2 separate regions of the Homo sapiens genome follow, and region 2 is linked to region 1. The links are chromatin loops, found by intact Hi-C in ENCODE. Cell type or tissue: heart left ventricle. All regions are shown on one strand. Links, peaks and the distances in the headings refer to the core of each region. The heading gives the core; the rest is flanking DNA.

Evidence for each region. A loop is a pair of places that touch in the nucleus more often than their neighbours do. Peaks named below come from ENCODE experiments on the same cell type or tissue, not always from the same donor. Only the 100,000 strongest peaks of a DNase experiment are listed, where the experiment ranks them.
Region 2: a loop joins it to region 1, with 2.3 times the contacts of the local background. A loop is called at or near these places in 2 of 110 quality-filtered maps.

The regions. Positions count from the first base shown.
Region 1 is chr1:16,720,006-16,728,359 of GRCh38, reverse strand. TRG-CCC5-1 (tRNA-Gly (CCC) 5-1) reads right to left here and starts at 1,075; the gene lies at 1,005-1,075. It also overlaps the pseudogene ESPNP and the pseudogene TRV-CAC13-1. RefSeq lists enhancers at 1-462, 463-1,074. In heart left ventricle, for the core only: no CTCF peak of the experiment used is centred there; DNase peaks (open chromatin) are centred at 3,149, 4,179 and 4,489; H3K27me3 peaks cover 1,518 bases.
Region 2 is chr1:16,603,644-16,611,997 of GRCh38, reverse strand. NBPF1 (NBPF member 1) reads left to right here. Exons shown (of 18, transcript NM_001405701.2): 2 at 3,219-3,490. Among named protein-coding and RNA genes, the nearest start is that of NBPF1, 5.7 kb to the left of the region's middle. RefSeq lists enhancers at 3,727-4,226, 4,227-4,728, 8,178-8,354. In heart left ventricle, for the core only: no CTCF peak of the experiment used is centred there; DNase peaks (open chromatin) are centred at 3,357 and 4,367.

The DNA of each region.
Region 1 (8,354 bases), core at 2,086-4,585:
GTCCCATTGACATCTCTGCCTTCTTTCGCTGCTTTTTTTTTTTTTTTTTGACGCAGTCTCGCTCTGTCGCCCAGGTGGAGTGCAGTAGCGCAATCTTGGCTCACTGCAACCTCTGCCTCCTGGGTTCAAGCGATTCTCCTGCCTCAGCCTCCCAAGTAGCCGGAATAGCAGGTGCATGCCACCACATTCGGCTAATTTTTGTATTTTTAGTAGAGACGGGATTTTTCCATGTTAGCCAGGCTGGTCTTGAACTCTTGACCTCAAGCGATCCATCCGCCTCGGCCTCACACAGTGCTGGGATTACAGGCATGAGCCAACGTGCCCGGCCAAATTTCAGGCCAACACCTGTTGACAGACATTGCCAGACACACGGAATCCCTCGCAGAACACCGATGGGCCCACAAAGCACGCGGAGGCCGCGGCCGCTGACGATGTGAGCAAATTCGGTTCACGGTGTCTGGGGTACAGCCCTGAGGGTCCACTGGCCACCTCTGCGCAAGGACCAGTCCCCGCCGCTCCCCTCATCTCCACGCAGATTCTTCCCCACACACCTTCCCTTTCTTTGGGCCGCTGAAGCCTCTTGGACCTCTGACGTGACTGTCCTGCCCGCAGCTTCTCTCCTTCCAAGAGCGTCATTTCTTGATCCTCTCTACAGTGGCTCAGCAGTAAGCCCAAGGTCCAGCACGCGAATCAGGAACCTGATGATTCTTCGGGTTTGCAGGGATCCGCCCCGTGAATAGATGAAAGTAACAGGTACCAATATCAAAACTGCAGTGACTCACCGGAAAGACTTCGTGCTTGCCACTTTGCTAAGCTGTTTGAGTCCAACAATTGCATGGGTCCTGGGTTAGTGTCCTGAATGTCTCTTGCCGCTACTCTCGTGAGTAATGTTGTCACTTTACCTTGTGGTGGCCAAGCCCCTAAATGCACTATTAGGTTATGCAGTATAATTTTGCAGCGTAAAAGACGGGTAAAAGGCCATAATGAAATGAAGAAGTACCTGCTGCATTGGCCGGGAATTGAACCCGGGTCTCCCACGTGGGAGGCGAGAATTCTACCACTGCACCACCAAGGCCTCTACACACCCACGGCCTGGGGGATAAGAGAAAAGAGTATCCAAAAAGACTTAGAACCTTCCAACCGCCTTTTTCAAGTGTCGACTAAAAGCTAACAAACATATCCAAACCAAATGTTTTTATAGGAAACTTTTACTAGACAAAGTTATAAATATCAAAATAGCTCATTTGGTGGATCAAACTCTTAAGTCTGAAAAAGGTCTTTCTACCTGCATTATAAACCCCTATAATAAAACATCAGAAATTCATTCATGTTTCTTTTTTCTAATCTTAAATCTTCCATTGTCAATCTCAAACTGCTGCCTTAGAGGTTCTGAGAAGGTAACCTAACTGGTAGTTTAGGTAAATAAAGTTCAAATCCAGGGAGGAAACAAGAAGCAGAAGCAGAATTAGAAGAAAGACGAAATAAAAGGACAGAATCAATGTACAGATAATGAAGAAACAAAGGTTGGTCCACTAAGTTAGTCTTTTGTCGCTGGTTTTTTTGGCAAAAGAGTAATGATCGGTCTCGTAATCATTATAATACTATTATTTGTCTGCTTGAAGATGTATAAAGCATTTGAAGGAAATGTGGTGTGAAAAGATTAAGAACCCTTGCCGTCAATGTTTCCTTGTTTGGGAGAATCCCATTTCCTAAGTTAATATGCTTTGATGTATTAGCTATGAAAGGAGTAGACTAGTTTAAGGAAATATTGACGGTCAAAATATTAACATATTAGTCTTTTGATGAAGTTCAAATAGTAGAGAGATTTCTTTCCTCAATTTTCAACGGAGACATTCAACTGAAGAGACAAATCCAGAGTTTTCCCCACATGTTGGGTCTGGGAGTCATTATGACTTTTTCAAAGACAGGAGCTGTGACATGGAATCATGCTTCTTCTCTAGCTGAGAAGCCAAGCTAGGTCCAGGCTGCGTCATAAACTTGAGCCCACCAAGGAAATCACCCTTCACATTGACCTCGCAGAGCTTTGGCTGTTCTCTGTTCTTTGCCCAACACCCAAGACACACACCAGCTCTGGCCAACAAACCTTAACATATGATCTATATCCACCAGAGCTATATTTATTCCCAAATCTCCTTCTAAAATACAAACCTGTACTTTCTACTCTCAACTTCTAAATTTACAAAGGCCTCATATGCATCTCAGAGTCATAGATGCTAAAACTTAACCGGTTTTCTGAGGATTATTTGGGGAAGGGGTATGCATTCAAAATCTTTTGTATGTAGATAATTCGTGTGGTTTCAGATTATTGACTCTACAAGTTCCAGATGCAGATTTAGAATCTTTTAAAAAAATATTTTGTTTTTGTCTCGCAAATCAGCCAGATCTGCAACTTATCAGAGTAAAGCGAAGCCCAGCGGGACACTTAGGAAATGCATTAAGATGTCATCCACTTTCAGTGTCAGCCTATGAAAATTCAGGCGACAGAAGAGAATGAAGAGAATCTTAAGGAATTTCTGGAACCAAAGCTAACATTAAGCAGGCCTCTTGCTGGCAGACCAGTGGAAACTGTAGCCTGGTCAACAATCTGTCTAGATTGAGGAGGTCTAAAGTGTAGCCACAGGTTCAACTACTTTTCTGTTTGTTTCCCAACCTCGATTAAACTCACTAAATTTAGGGACAAAAAGAAAAACCAAAAAACCATGTTTCCCTCCAGTCTCGAGCCAAGGGTCTTTCACATGTGAGGCAAACATGATAACCACTATACTACAGAAACTGCACATACACTGGAAAAGGCAAAACATAATCATGAAAATCTGAGGTCAGCCATTTCTATTATCGTTTCCAAAGTAAGAAATTCAACTGCATTTTGAAATTCGACTGAAAAAAGCCCAATAAGCACCAGCCATCAAGAAGACTATGGCTCCCAGTAGGCCCAGGCTTAGCGTTCCGCACCTACCCCCAACACGAAGACCACGGGGACCCACACCCGGGCTTCGGGATCCCGCATCCTCCCCCGGGTATCCAGTTCCAGAACTAAGCGCCGTGTGCGGGATCCTTCCGGCTGACACTCTTGGCTCCCAGAAGCTCCAGAAGCTGCAGAAGCCGGCGGGCTTTGAGCTTCCGAGCCCCGGGCGCCCCGTGCCTCGCAGGAGTGTGGACGCCGCCCTTCCAGGGATGCGGACCCCGCCTCGGGGCCTTTTCCCCGGCGCCAGCTGTCAGAGCTCTTGGCTCTTCGCGTCCTCCCAGGAACCGTAGGACCCTCCTTGCCCTCCCTTCCGCAGGCCGAGGGGCGCGAGCTGCGGGCTCTTTCCTCACGGACCCTTTGGCCTCAGCGCCTCGACGTCTTTCTCCCAAAGGGCATCCTTCACTGCTGCTGTCTCTTAGTCTGCCCCACTCAATTTAAGTAATAGTTAATCACACTTCCAGATTTCAGCAGGTACCGTAGCAAAGGCTGTGTCTCAGGGCACTTGGCTGTTTGAAAATATGGGCACATCAACTCAGGCCAAGCCACCGAGTACAAAACCCTGGAAGACCCGGGGGCAGCCCACTTAGATTTCACGATCGCTCCTCTCTCCCTCGTCGGTCTTCTGATTCTTCCTGAAGGGCAGTTTCATTTTACCCTTTACAAAACTGAAACGTCTTATATGTGCTTTTTGTAATTTTTCTGTTCAATAAGGTTTTGGAGTGCGGATTTTAACCTAAGAGGGACAAAGAGATAAAGGCGGTTTTCACAGAAAGCGTCTCGATGGATTTTCACGTTCACCTGGCAGCAGATGGCCAACAGGCAGAAAGAGTCTCTTTTTGCTTGAAGACATTAAAATCAATCTCTCTCCCCCCCCCTTCCCCCCTCTCTCTCTCTATGCCAAAAATTAGCTTCTTGGGAGGCCGAGGCAGGAGAATCGCTTGAACCCGGGAGGCAGAGGTCGCAGTGAGCCGAGATCGTGCCACTGCACTCCAGCCTGGACGACAGAGCAAGAGTGTCTCAAAAGTTTGGAGAAGAAGGTGCCATTTTCCCTAGTTGCTTTTCTTATTGCAGTGGTGACCGCATTGCCTTCAAACCTGAAGTCCGAGTGCTTCCACCCTGGGGAATATGCAGACCGCTGGGTCACTGGACGCCAGGCCGCGGTGCTGGCCTAGTTCTGCTTTTGGCTTTCAATGCAGTCGGCGGAGGCGACTGGACCTCACCAGAGACTGGTGGGATGTTACCCTCACCAGCGACTGGAGGGCCGAGCTCCCAAAGAGGCCTACTTCATGATAGCCTTGAATCAGGAAATTTCATGAAATCCCACCCCTCTACTGCCCCATTCCCATATTCTATCTCCTCCCCATATTCTATCATCTCCTCCCCTGCCCACTCTGAGAGGATTCGCCGCCTTTCTGTCGCGTCTGGACCCTTTGGAGTCCCACATGGACAAGACAAAATGGGCACTGCCTTTTCCTACAGGAGCGGGAGGAGCCCTCACGGCGGAGGAAACACAGGCTCACAGAGCGCATCCCCACACACCTGAGCCCTGCCGGGTTCCAGAAAACCCAACAAAGCACTCTCTGAAGCTTCTCTTGGATATGTACCCAGAAATAGGGTTCCTGGATCATAGGGTAGATTCTATTTTTAGTTTTTTGAGGAAACTCCATACTGTTTTCCACACCAGCTGTACTAATTTACATACCTATTCACAATGTGTGTGTTCCCTTTTCTCTGCATTATGTCTAACACATCATTCACCTTTTTGACAAATGCCACTCTAACAGGTGTGAGATGATATTCATTATGGTTTTAATTTGCATTTCCCTAATGATTAATGATGCTGAGCATTTGAGAAAAGCTAATTTTTAATGCCTTAATGTTGAGAACTGACAACATTGTTGTGAAAGATAGGAAGCAATAAGGTAAAAACAAAACAATGTCATTCAAACAGGATATCAGATTTGCACATAGGCCTTTGTGGGGCAAATGGGAACCCAGCGCACAAAAAGTTGAATTATATGGAAGCAATATCACAAATGAGTTAGGAAATGTGAAAAAAATAACCAATAAGAGAGATATAATTAAAAATAGACCTAATGGATTCACACTATCACTACAAATACTGGAAGCCCTGGGGTTTCATTTGGGGGAAAGAAATATTTGCTTTCATACACGATCAAAACTAATGAAAAAGCTAGATCCTGAGTTACTTTTCAGGCCTTTACGTTTAAAACTTAAAGTTAGCCAAAGAAAGTCCACTTTGAGATGGAAATATGAAAACCCGAATTAGCCTGGGGAAAAATCAAACCCCTAGGCACTGTTTGATTTTCTCACTTTAAAGTGGGAAATTAGATCAGATGTACCTTAAGGTTTTTCTGGTGTTAACACTCATGGTTCATCATTTTTTTCTTTTTAAAGAAAATAGGTATATTGAAACCAATAGAACAAGATAATATATATTCAGAAGGCACTTTAATCATGGGTAAACTTCATGAAAGTTAGACATTATTTTTAAGCAGAAGGAACCCTTAAGGCCTAGAAAAGAATAATGCTGTGCCCACACTCAAGACTAATGGCAAAGTGTGTTTTAGTTAAGTTACTTGGAAAGAGTTTATATAGAATGACAACATCACATAGTTTAAATGAGGGGTGGGATCATAAGCTTTCAGAAGTAGCTTTATTGGGTCCCCCTTCCCTTATTTTGTCACAAATGCTGGGGGGGCACATATGGAGATGGCCACCAGCCTGATTAAGCCTGCCAACAGAGTCTTAGAGACAGACATTCCCAAGAGCCTGTCAAATCTCAGGTTCACAAAGCCCAAGGAAGATTGGGTGCCTGGGAATTGAGCGGCTTTGTCTAAGGATCTTTCTTCTTTGACCTGGGTGCACATGTCTTCACAACCTCAACTGCTATGCTACTGAACGCCGTTGCACATGTATACTGTGAATCGACCCTACCACAAACCTGTGACCTAGATTTGAACATACTTTGTTACGGGGAACAGCAAAAAGTCAGTGGCTTTGCAGCAACCCCGACAGCTCTGTCAATCGTTGATCCATATAAGCTGTTCAGGGCCCTGCTCTGCTTAATGTATTGGTGACCTGAAGACCTGAATGGAGATCTAAAGCATATAATTAATTCTACAAATCATCCCCAATCAGGGGGCCACTACATGATTTGTGGAAATGCACATCGAATATTTGGATGACTTGGATAATGGGGGAATGATTCAGTATAGCCAGAATGAATTTATAAGTGACAATTACAAGTCACAATATTTATAGAGATAAAAGAAAACAGCATGACCCAGCAACAGCTGTGGGGGAGGGGTGGAAAATTCAGAGGTCGAAATTGACCCTAAGTTAAGTAAAAGCTCCAAATGCTGCCACCGAGAAGGAAAAGAAGCCAATGTGACATTGGGACGTAGTAAGATTCATATTGGACAGACAGGCAGGAACTCCTTGTACTGAAGTAATTAGTCATATGATAAGTGGATTATCATAACTCAGATTTTGATTTGCACCCTTTTAAGAGCACAGGAAAAGACCAAAGATAAGCCCAAAATGAACAATAACAAAGTCTAAAAGTGAACAAGTTCCCATTTGAGGAAAAGCGATAAGATCTGCTTTAATTAAAACATTGATGAATAACTTCAAGAGTGTCCTCGAGAAATAGAAAGGTGCTGGGCAATTGTTCCTGCCTCTGTTTCTTCCACATGCTGAGATTTGTAGAGAGAGTTTGTCCGGCAGCATCGGCACAAGGATAATAACCAAAAAGTGAGGTTGGCTGCTCGGCAGGGTGGCTTCACCTCCACCTCTCAGTAGCTGCAGAGTGTGATTCTTCTACTGCCAATGAAATAGTTGGTGTTGGCAGGGCACGGTGGCTCACGCCTGTGATCTCAGCACTTTGGGAGGCTGAGGTGGGCAGATCATGAGGTCAGGAGATCGAGACCATCCTGGCTAACATGGTGAAACCCCGTCTCTACTAAAAATACAAAAATAAAAAAATTATCCAGGCGCGGTGGCAGGTGCCTGTAGTCCCAGCCACTCGGGAGGCTGAGGCAGGAGAAAGGCGTGAACCCAGGAGGTGGAGCTTGCAGTGAGCCGAGATCGCACCACTTCACTCCAGCCTGGGCGACAGAGCGAGACTCCATCTCAAAAAAAATAAATAAATAAAATAAAATAAAATAAGAAAAAGGAAATAGTTGGTGTTGTCTTCCCTGCGTAGCTCCACCTTATTCTAATTCTGTGACTGGGTCTGCTGACTTTCCCCAGTGCCCTGAGTCCTCCCTCTCAGCTGCCCTTGAGGGAGTCGGAGTTACAGGCAGGGCCTCAGGCTTTGCGCCCAGATATCTTAAGCCATCATCTCCCGCCATCCAGGACTCAGGTGTTGCAGAGCTGATGGAGCTTCCTGACTTGTGACAAAACTCGCAGGACCCTGTCTCCTCAGGAAGAGAAGAATCACCACATTCACACCCTCCAGCCCTGTTTCAACCTTGTTTGTTTGCATTTGTTTTTAATTTCTTATGTGCTTTTCTCCCTCACCATCTCTGGATTCTCTTCGCCTCTATGGGGAAATTCCTCCTGCTCATTTGGTGTGTCCTTCCTACCCAAACCAGTCCCCAGGGCCCTTATTGCCTGACTAAGGCACTGAGGTTGGGTTGCTGGAGGCGCACCAAGGTGGAGGTCTCTGTTCCCACGTGACACCTAGGAAGGGTGGAGAGAGAGGGGGCAAGTGTTGGATGCAGGGGCTGCCCCCCAATCCTGATGCTAGCTTGGTACAGCCCCACAGCCACCCTTCCTGGCCCTGCTCAGCCCAGTAACCCTGTGTCACTCCTTCAGGCATTCCCTGAGCCCCTGGGAGTCAGGGCTGTGGCCCTGGGCCTGGAGCCAGTCTCCTGCCATGACAACCAGGTGCCTGTCGTGTAGGCAGCTCGCAGTCAGGACCTGCAGCCTCTGAAAACCCTGCACGGTGCTGCCTATTGGCTACGTACGGTTCAGAGAGGGCCAATTAGTTGCCCAAGGACAGAAGCAGGATTCAAACCCAGGATCCGCTTGACCCAAAAAAACCACTGCTGAGTGAGGCCTGGCCAATTCTTCCAGGGAAGACAGAGAGCACAGAGCTACCTTCCAGGCCTGTGGGAGTCTGGGAGCGGCCCAAGCCAGGGGCGGGGCAGCAACAGGCTTTAGGACTTGAACCCGCTCTCCTCCCACAGGACAAAGACAATTCTGGTCCCACAGTCTTGCATCTGACTGCCCGCTTTGGCCACCCCAAGGTGGTGAACTGGCTCTTGCATCATGGCGGTGGGGATCCCACCGCGGCCACAGACATGGGCGCCCTGCCTATCCACTACGCTGCAGCCAAAGG
Region 2 (8,354 bases), core at 2,275-4,774, 120 kb after region 1:
AAAAAAAGTAATGAATTTTTACCAAGTGAACCACCACAGATCAAGAAATTGAACATTACTAGTCTGGGGTATATTTGTAGGGGTGGCATTGTTGGTTTTAGAGGTATATGAATGATAAAACTTTAGTATTACATATTGTTGAACATTTTCCCAAAGTAGTTGTACCATTTAGCAGGGATATGCTGGTTACCCCACATCTTCGCTGATACCTGTCAGTTAAAAATTATTTTGCCATTCTAGTAGGGGTGCAGTAATATATCAGTGTGGTTTCATTGAGATTGAGTATCTTTTATTGCCATTTATATGTCCTCTTTTGTGACGTGCCTGTTAAATCTTTTTATCCAGTTTTCATTGATATGCTTGTTTTCCTGTTGATTTGTAATACTTTATTCTGGATATGCCTCCTTTCTAGGATTTATATGTATTGCATTTCCCTTTTTTCAATCTGTAGCTTGCGTTTTCACTCTTTTATGGTGTTTTTTCATGAAGGGAGATTCTCTTTTTTTTTTTTTCTTTTTGAGACAGGATCTCACTCCATCGCCCAGGCTGGAGTGCAGTGGCACAATCACAGCTCACTGCAACCTTGACCTCACAAGGCTCAGGTGATCCCCCTGCCTCAGCCCCCAAGTAGCTGGGACCTACAGGGGAGTACCACCACACTCAGCTGTTTTCTGTATTTTTAGTAGAGATGGGTTTTGCCACGTTGCATAGGCTGGTCTGGAATTCCTAGGCTCAAGTGATACACCTGCCTCGGCCTCCCAAAGGGTTGGGATTACAGGCATGAGCCACTGCACCCAGCCTGAGATTCTTCATTTTAATGAAATTATACTTTATTAATCTTTTCCTTTATGGTTACTGTTTTTTGTGTCCTGTTTAAGAAATCAATGCCTAACCTAAGAGTATGAACACATTTTTCTGTGTTAACCTTATAACGATTTTATTTTAGTTTTTGCTTTTTTTTTTTTTCAGACAGGGCCTCAGTCTATTATTGCCCAGGCTAGAGTGTGGTGGCAGGATCTCAGCTCACTCAACCTCCATCTCCTGGCTCAAGTGATCCTCCCACCTCAGCCTCCTGAGTAGCTGCGACTATAGGCATGTGCCACCATGCCTGGCTAATTTTCATATTTTTTGTAGAGATGGGGATTCAACATGTTTCCCAGGTTGGTCTCGAACTCCTGGGCTCAAGTAATCTGCCCGCTTCAGCCTCCCAGAGTGCTGGAATTACAGGTGTGAGCCACCCCACCTGGCTATGATTCACTTTTTACTACATGGATGTGTCTGCTTGATCCAGCACCATTTATTGAAAAGACCATCCTTTTCCTTCCGCACCATGTGGCACTTTTTTTCATAAATCGAATGACTGTATGGTCATCTGATTTATGAAATTAGTGTGGGTCTGTTTCTGTTTCTGGACCAACTTGGGTAACATAGTGAGATCCCATCTCTACAACAAATAAAAATAATAAATAAATGAATAAAATTTAAAAAATAAGTGCGTAGAGCAGATGGAGTCATAGGTGATAATTTATAAATGATTGCCAGTTTCTTGGCTACATATGGGTGTTGGTAATTCAGATGTGTTGGGTGTTCAGGCAAAACGTATTAAGTGAATTATATGGTGTTCAGAATGATTGCTAGATGTTCATTGTGACTTGAATTAGATGTTATTTGAGCCTCACAGAGCTACAGTTTTTACTCTTTTATTTATTTGTCTTTTTAAAATTTTTACAATCTTCCTGTCAAGGCAGTAACTCTTTTATACTTAATTGTTCTTAAGTATACTTAATTACCAGAAAAGCTTTATGGATCATACCTAAATAAGTGTTAAGCCATTTAAGGGGCTCACGTGCTGTGATATAAACAATAGTATTCTACATAATAGTTTTAGGACTACATCAAATAATTTTTTTTTTTTTCTTGAGACAGTGTCTCGCTCTGTCGCCCAGGCTGGAGTGCAGTGGTATGATCATGGCTCTCTGCAGCCTTGATCTCTCAGGCTCAAGCACTCCTCCCACCTCAGCCTCCTTAGTAGCTGGGTCTACAGGCATGCACCACTGTGCCCGGCTAATTTTCTCCTTTTTGTAGACAGGGTTTTCCTGTAGTGCCCAGACTGGTTTCAAACTCCTGGGCTGAAATGATCCTCCCACCTTGGCATCCCAAAGTGTTGGGATCACAGGCATGAGCCATCACACCTGGCCATTTTAGTTTTAATAATTTTTATATTTTTCTAATTTAAAAGATGTACTAAAATCTCTTACAGCTATTATTTATGAATATAGTATTCATTGTTGTTATTATGATGATTTTGTATGTGTTTAATCTGATTTTCAATATAAGCTCCTGGCAATTAGAGATTTTGTCTCTTTGATTCACCAGTGTATTCTCAGTACTTGACCTTGCCTGGCATGAAACAGATATTGAATAAATATTTCTTAAATGAATGAATGAATGAACATACTAATACCATATTCAACAACCTCCGAGTATCACAGTTTTCACCATCTAACAAATAAAGTAGCTTGTATAGAGTAGAGTCACAGTCAACCTGCCATAAAAGGACATGTCAATGAAAAATAAACCTTCGTATGTGTAGCTGCTAAGATTTTGGGGCTTTTGTTACCGTAGCATAACCTAGCGAAAGCTCAGAGAGACAGCATATACAATATACGTGTACAGATAGACCAGCTAGACCAGTAGATGAGATTCCAAAGCTACTTTAATAAGCATTAACTAACGACACCCACACTCTCTTAATTCCCTAACAGAAATAATGGAATTCTTGTTCACTAAGATCTGCCTCAAATATTACTTACTTTGTGAAAACTTCCCTGGCTACTCTAGTATTTAGTCAGGACTCTTTATTTTTTTCCCCCCAGGCTGGAGTACAGTGGTGCCATCATAGCTCACTAACCGCTAACTGAAGGCTCAAGGAATCCTCCTGCCTCAGCCTCCCAAGTAGCTGAGACTACAAGTGTGCACCACCATGCTCAGCTTATTTTTCCTTTTTTCTTTTCCCAGACGGGGTCTTACTATGTTGCCCAGGCTGGTCAGGACTGTTGATTACATATGACAGAAACCCAACCACCTCTAGTTCCCACCACCTTTCAATCTGCTCTTCCCTGGGTCTTCCCAGTCTCCGTAAATGGCAGCTCCATCCTTCAAGTTACCGAAGCCCTAAATCTCAACGTTAACCTTGATTTCTCTCTTTTATCTCACAGGCAATCTGAAGGCAAATCCTGTTTAGACCCAGGCGAAGGTTCCCGGTGACCCGGGCTCTCACCAGCCAATTGTCCCTTGCCGTCCTCCTGAGGGTGCCTGGAGCTTAAGCACTGTGTGCTCTTGGCCTCCACACTGGGGATGCCGCTGACTCCCACTGTCCAGGGCTTCCAGTGGATTCTCCGAGGCCCTGATGTAGAAACTTCCCCATTGGGTGCACCAAGAGCAGCCTCACATGGTGTGGGCTGACATCAAGAGCTGCCAGATCCAACAGGTAAAAATCCCGAGGCATTGCCAGCTCAGTGGGGTCAGAGAGTCCTCTTTGTATTATGACTCAGATGTGAAGGGAAGATGTCAAGGTCCCTAAACATTGCAGGGCCTTGCTTGGCATGCAACAGATATTAAATAAATATTTGTTAAATGAATGAACAAATATCCACAGCATGTGCTGCCCATGAGCTGCAGTGCCGTGGTCAGGTAGAAGTGATTTTACTTCAGGAGAGGACAGTGTTCTCTCCAGGACTTTTCCTTACTAGCTAGATCTGCATCCCTCTCCTCACTCTTCCCCTCTCACCCCCCATTCTCTGCCCCCATTTCTCTCTGTTTCCACCCTGCTGTCCCCTTTCACCTGCTTTCTGCTCTTCAGCTTTGGTGGCTCACCCCCTCCCTGTCCACCTGCATCCCCCAGGCTAAGGCTCCTACACTGTCCTGGGTGGGGAGATGTGTCTGGTTTTAGGCAGTGCCCTCTGGATGTGTCCAGGATGGGGAAACATGGCTCAGTTGCCAGTATAATGGGTTAAAAGTGGCCACTTTTGAAGGCCTTTCCCATCTCCCATTCCAGAATCCTGTAGACTTAGAATTTATGGGCCACAGTGGAATTCTTGGTTCCCCAGGACCTTGTGGTGGACGTCTTCTTTCACTGAGCATTCATGGGGTGACTGTGAGGTAGTAGGCCCTGCTCTGGGCTAGAGGCCCCACAATGAGTAAATCTCAGGTCACTACCCCATGGAACCCACTACTGCAGGCATTGAGAGGGGGAGAAAGAAAGGGGCATGGCCTGTTTGTGTTCTTCTCATGTGGTCACCCACAGGTCCTGGGGGAGTAGGAGCCAGTGCAAGGAGAGAAGTCCATTGAGAAAGGCAAATGGATGACATCAGACCCAGGGGCTGAGGTCCCCAACTGCAGCTGGGTAGCTTCTGGAGTGGACAAGGAGCAACAGGGAAGTTCGTGGCCTGGTGTTCTGGGATCCACTGTCTCATCTCATTCTTGTGGGCACCAGAACGTATCCAAAGACAAGACTCAGTGTCTCTGGCAACAGTGAGCCAGAGATAGAATGTGTTTCAGAGGAGGAGGAAGGGGTTGTTGTACCCCATGGAAACAGTATATTGTTTTACAGTAGCGTGTCTTTCTCTAATAACTACTTAGCGTGTTCCTGTTAATGGAAAATATTGGTGGTGTAAGTTTCCCCACTGTTCTCATCTTCATGTAAATTTGTTCATTTCCTTCCTTCCTTCCTTCCTTCCCTACTTCCCTCCAACTCTCTTTCTCTCTCTTTTTATTCTTTCCCTCCTTCCCACCCGCCCTCCATCCCTCCCTTCCTTCCTCCTTCCCTCCTTCCCTCCCTTCTTTCCTTTCTTCCTTTCTTCTTTTCTTCTTCTTTCTCTCTCATGCTCTCTCTTTTTCTTTCCTTTTCATTCTCTCTACTTTTTTGAAGAGATCACACTGTACTGAAACCTACATTATTTTCCAAAATCTCTGGATCTGCTTCTGTCTTGCAGGCAGAGAGCTCATCCAGTAGCCCTTAGCTCTTCCCAGCCCCCTCCTTTGATTTGTGGGTGCCACTGCGGCAGCTGCTGAGTCTCAGTGGTTTCTGGTCTTCACCAAGTTCTGCCCACCCAGATGGTTTTTACCTGTCCTCACCAGAAACCTGCACTGTCTAGATTGCTGAGGCTGCTTCTCCTTAACCGATCTGCTATCTGTATTCCAGGGGCACCCCAGGGTTAGAGGTAAATGGCACAGGCCTTGAAATCTCCAACTGCTCTGACTCCAGGTTGGTGCACTTCAATGCCAAGTACTAACCACACAATTACAGGATGCCACCAAAACCTTGATATGGGGCTGCTGCATCCTAATTAAAAAAACAGTTAATAGACATTATTTTTTAGAACAGTTCTAGGTTTACAGAAAACTTGAGTGGATAATACAGAGAGTTCTCCTAGGCTCCCCTGTCCTCCAGCACACAATTTTCCCTACTAGTATGTTGTATTAGTGTGGTCCATTCATTACAATTGATGAACCACTGTTGATACGTCATTATCAACTAAAGTCCATAGTTTACATTAGAGGTCATTCTTTGAGTTTCACAGATTATGGGTTTTGGCAATTACATAATGTCCTAAATCCCCAATACAGCATCATGCGAAAGAGTTTCACTGCTGAAAATTCCCTGTGCTTCACCATTTCACGCGTCCTCCTCTCCTCCACCCCTGACAACCACTCACCATTTTACTACTTCTATCTTTTTGACTTTCCAAGAATGTCCTAGAGTTGGAGTGGTACAGTATGTGGGTTTCCAGACTGGCTTCTTTCTAGCATTATGTACTTTAAGTTCCTTCATGTCTTTTCATGGCTTGATAACTTGTTTTTTAAAATCAGTGAATCAGATTTCCTTGTATGGCTACAACAGTTTGTTTATTCTTTCGCTTGGTGAAAGACATCTTGGGCACTTCCAAGTTTTGGCGATGATGAATAAAATTGCTGTAAGTACTTCTGTGCAGGATTTTGAGTGAACTTAAGTTTTCCAAAGTGACTGTACCCTTTTGATTTCCACTAGCGATGGAAAGTTCTGGTTGCTCCTCATCTTTGACAGCATTTGGTGTGTTCACCTTTTTGAATTTTAGCCATTCTAAACAGCTTATCTGCCCCTACTGTGGAATGATGTGACAGACATAGAATAACACTTACAGTGATTCTAGTTCAAAATGAGGCAACATGGAAGGGATAAAGAAGTCACTGACCCAAAATAGTTTGGAAATGGAGCTGGGCAAAATCCAGCAGAAGTTTCTTAATTAGGATCGACAGCCTGGGACCGGCCCGCCGTCCTGTGGGTCTTTGCCTCTGGGCTGTCTGCTGTGCATTTCTTGGAACCATTATTATTTATCTTTTTTTCTCACACTTTTTTGGGTATGGCTTCTATCGCACTCCAAATGTTTTTGAGATTCATCCATGTTGTTCTGTGTGTCACCAGTTTGTTCCTTTAGCCATTCCATGGAATGAGTGTATCACAGTTTATTGATCCATTCTTGTATTGACAGATACTTGAATGTTTCCAGTTTTTTGTATTATGAATAAAACTGCTATGAACATTCTTGTATAAGTCATTTTCTGGACATAGGTTTTAGTTTCTCTTGGATAAATGCTTAGGAATTACTGAGTCATAGAATAGGTAGTTGTTTGTTTCTGTAAGAATATGCCAGATATTTTTTCCCAAAGTGCATATGCTGTTGTACCTTCCAACCATTAGTGTACGAAGGTGAGAAAGCTTTTGCTCCTTCCAAAGAGGCCTCTCTATATACATGTAATTTTTTCTAACTGGAGATAGGCTGGTGACTTCAGGGACATGAGCATGGGATACAGGACACCTGTCATGACCACCACCATGAAATTGGGATTCAGGAAGGAGGCTAGTCATATAAGGAATCCTGTGACCAGCATGAGCTTCTATCAGGCCACACAGGGCACTCAAGTGAACAGGGCATATGGGGTCCTGGGGTCATGGTGAGAAAGGGTCTCATTGGTAAAACCTTTTCCCTTGGGGAGGTAAATAAATTCTTGGTTCCTTCTTGGTAGCCCTTGAAGATAAGGATGGTCAAACAAAATAATATTATATCTGCAGAAAGTCAGATCTTGGTAAGATTTACTAGTTGGGAATCCAATGTTAATGCCAAGAAGCAGCTGCCAGTTGGGATCAAATGTGAGCCTATGGATCAAGGTGCGTACTCAAACACAGAGAGCTTTTTGAAAGATGCTACCAGCAGTTTTTCCAGGGCAGAGATGGGTCCTTTATTTTTCTCTCTAATCTAGCCCATATGCTTAGCTGAGAAGGTTTCTTCATATCACTTTAAATGATGATGTCCTTGTACAACAATTTTCGAAACATTCTTTAGATAAGAATTTTATGGGCATCCTTTATTGCATTAGGCTCAAATTTCATGCATCTTAAGGTTTTATTGCAAAGTGTTGCCTTGTTTCCTTTTTAAGATGATACAATTTGTAACACGCAAGTTTGCTGTCTGTCCCCTCCCTTTATGTACATATAAAATGAGCAAACATGTGGCCATGAAACAGATGGTCATAGAATTGGTTCAGTGGTTGTGAGTTCAGCAACCCAAGAGAGTCTTATCTGAAATACCACCAGGAATGCCTGGACACAGTAGACAAAAGTTGTTCAACTGGACGCCTTAGGATACACGCTACCAAAAACAAAGTAGCCAAAAAGGAACCAGAATAACAGAATATCAGAGCCAGAGGAACATTTGGAGGTAATTCAGTACCTCCTCCTTTTCAACCTACAGGAGAGATAGTGGAACAGAAGCAGAAATGGGCCTGCCTGCTGTGCCCAAAATTCATTGGAGATTGTTGTGGTGAAGAATTTCATTTATGATGAAGGAGAAATAAACCCTGTCAGCTTAAATTCAGGCAGGTTTATTGAAAAGGTGAAGAAGCGTCTTGCAGAAGCAAAGCATGGCTGAGGCTTGTGGGCTCTGTCTGGGAAAATGAGCAGCTGACAGTGGCTGATGCTGCCCCTGACTCTGGGGCCATGTGGTCTCTTGTTCCCTGAGAGCATCTCTTCTATTCTCTTGCATCTTCCCTCAGCCTGGCAGTCTCTGTGTACTCTGCAACACATAATTGAGCAAGGCTGTGCCAGCCCCAGTGCCACCTGGCACTTTAGGTCAAATTAGAAAGGCATGAAATAAAGTGGCCCTTCATAATACAGCTGTTGGAACAACAGTTGGAAGTACAATATCTTGACTCCTTATTTAGTGCTTTATGCTGAACTTTCTTTGCTGAATATGAGCACAGACTTCGGAATATTAATGTCACCTAGCGTTCTTAGCTAGTATTCTCCTTTTGTTTTC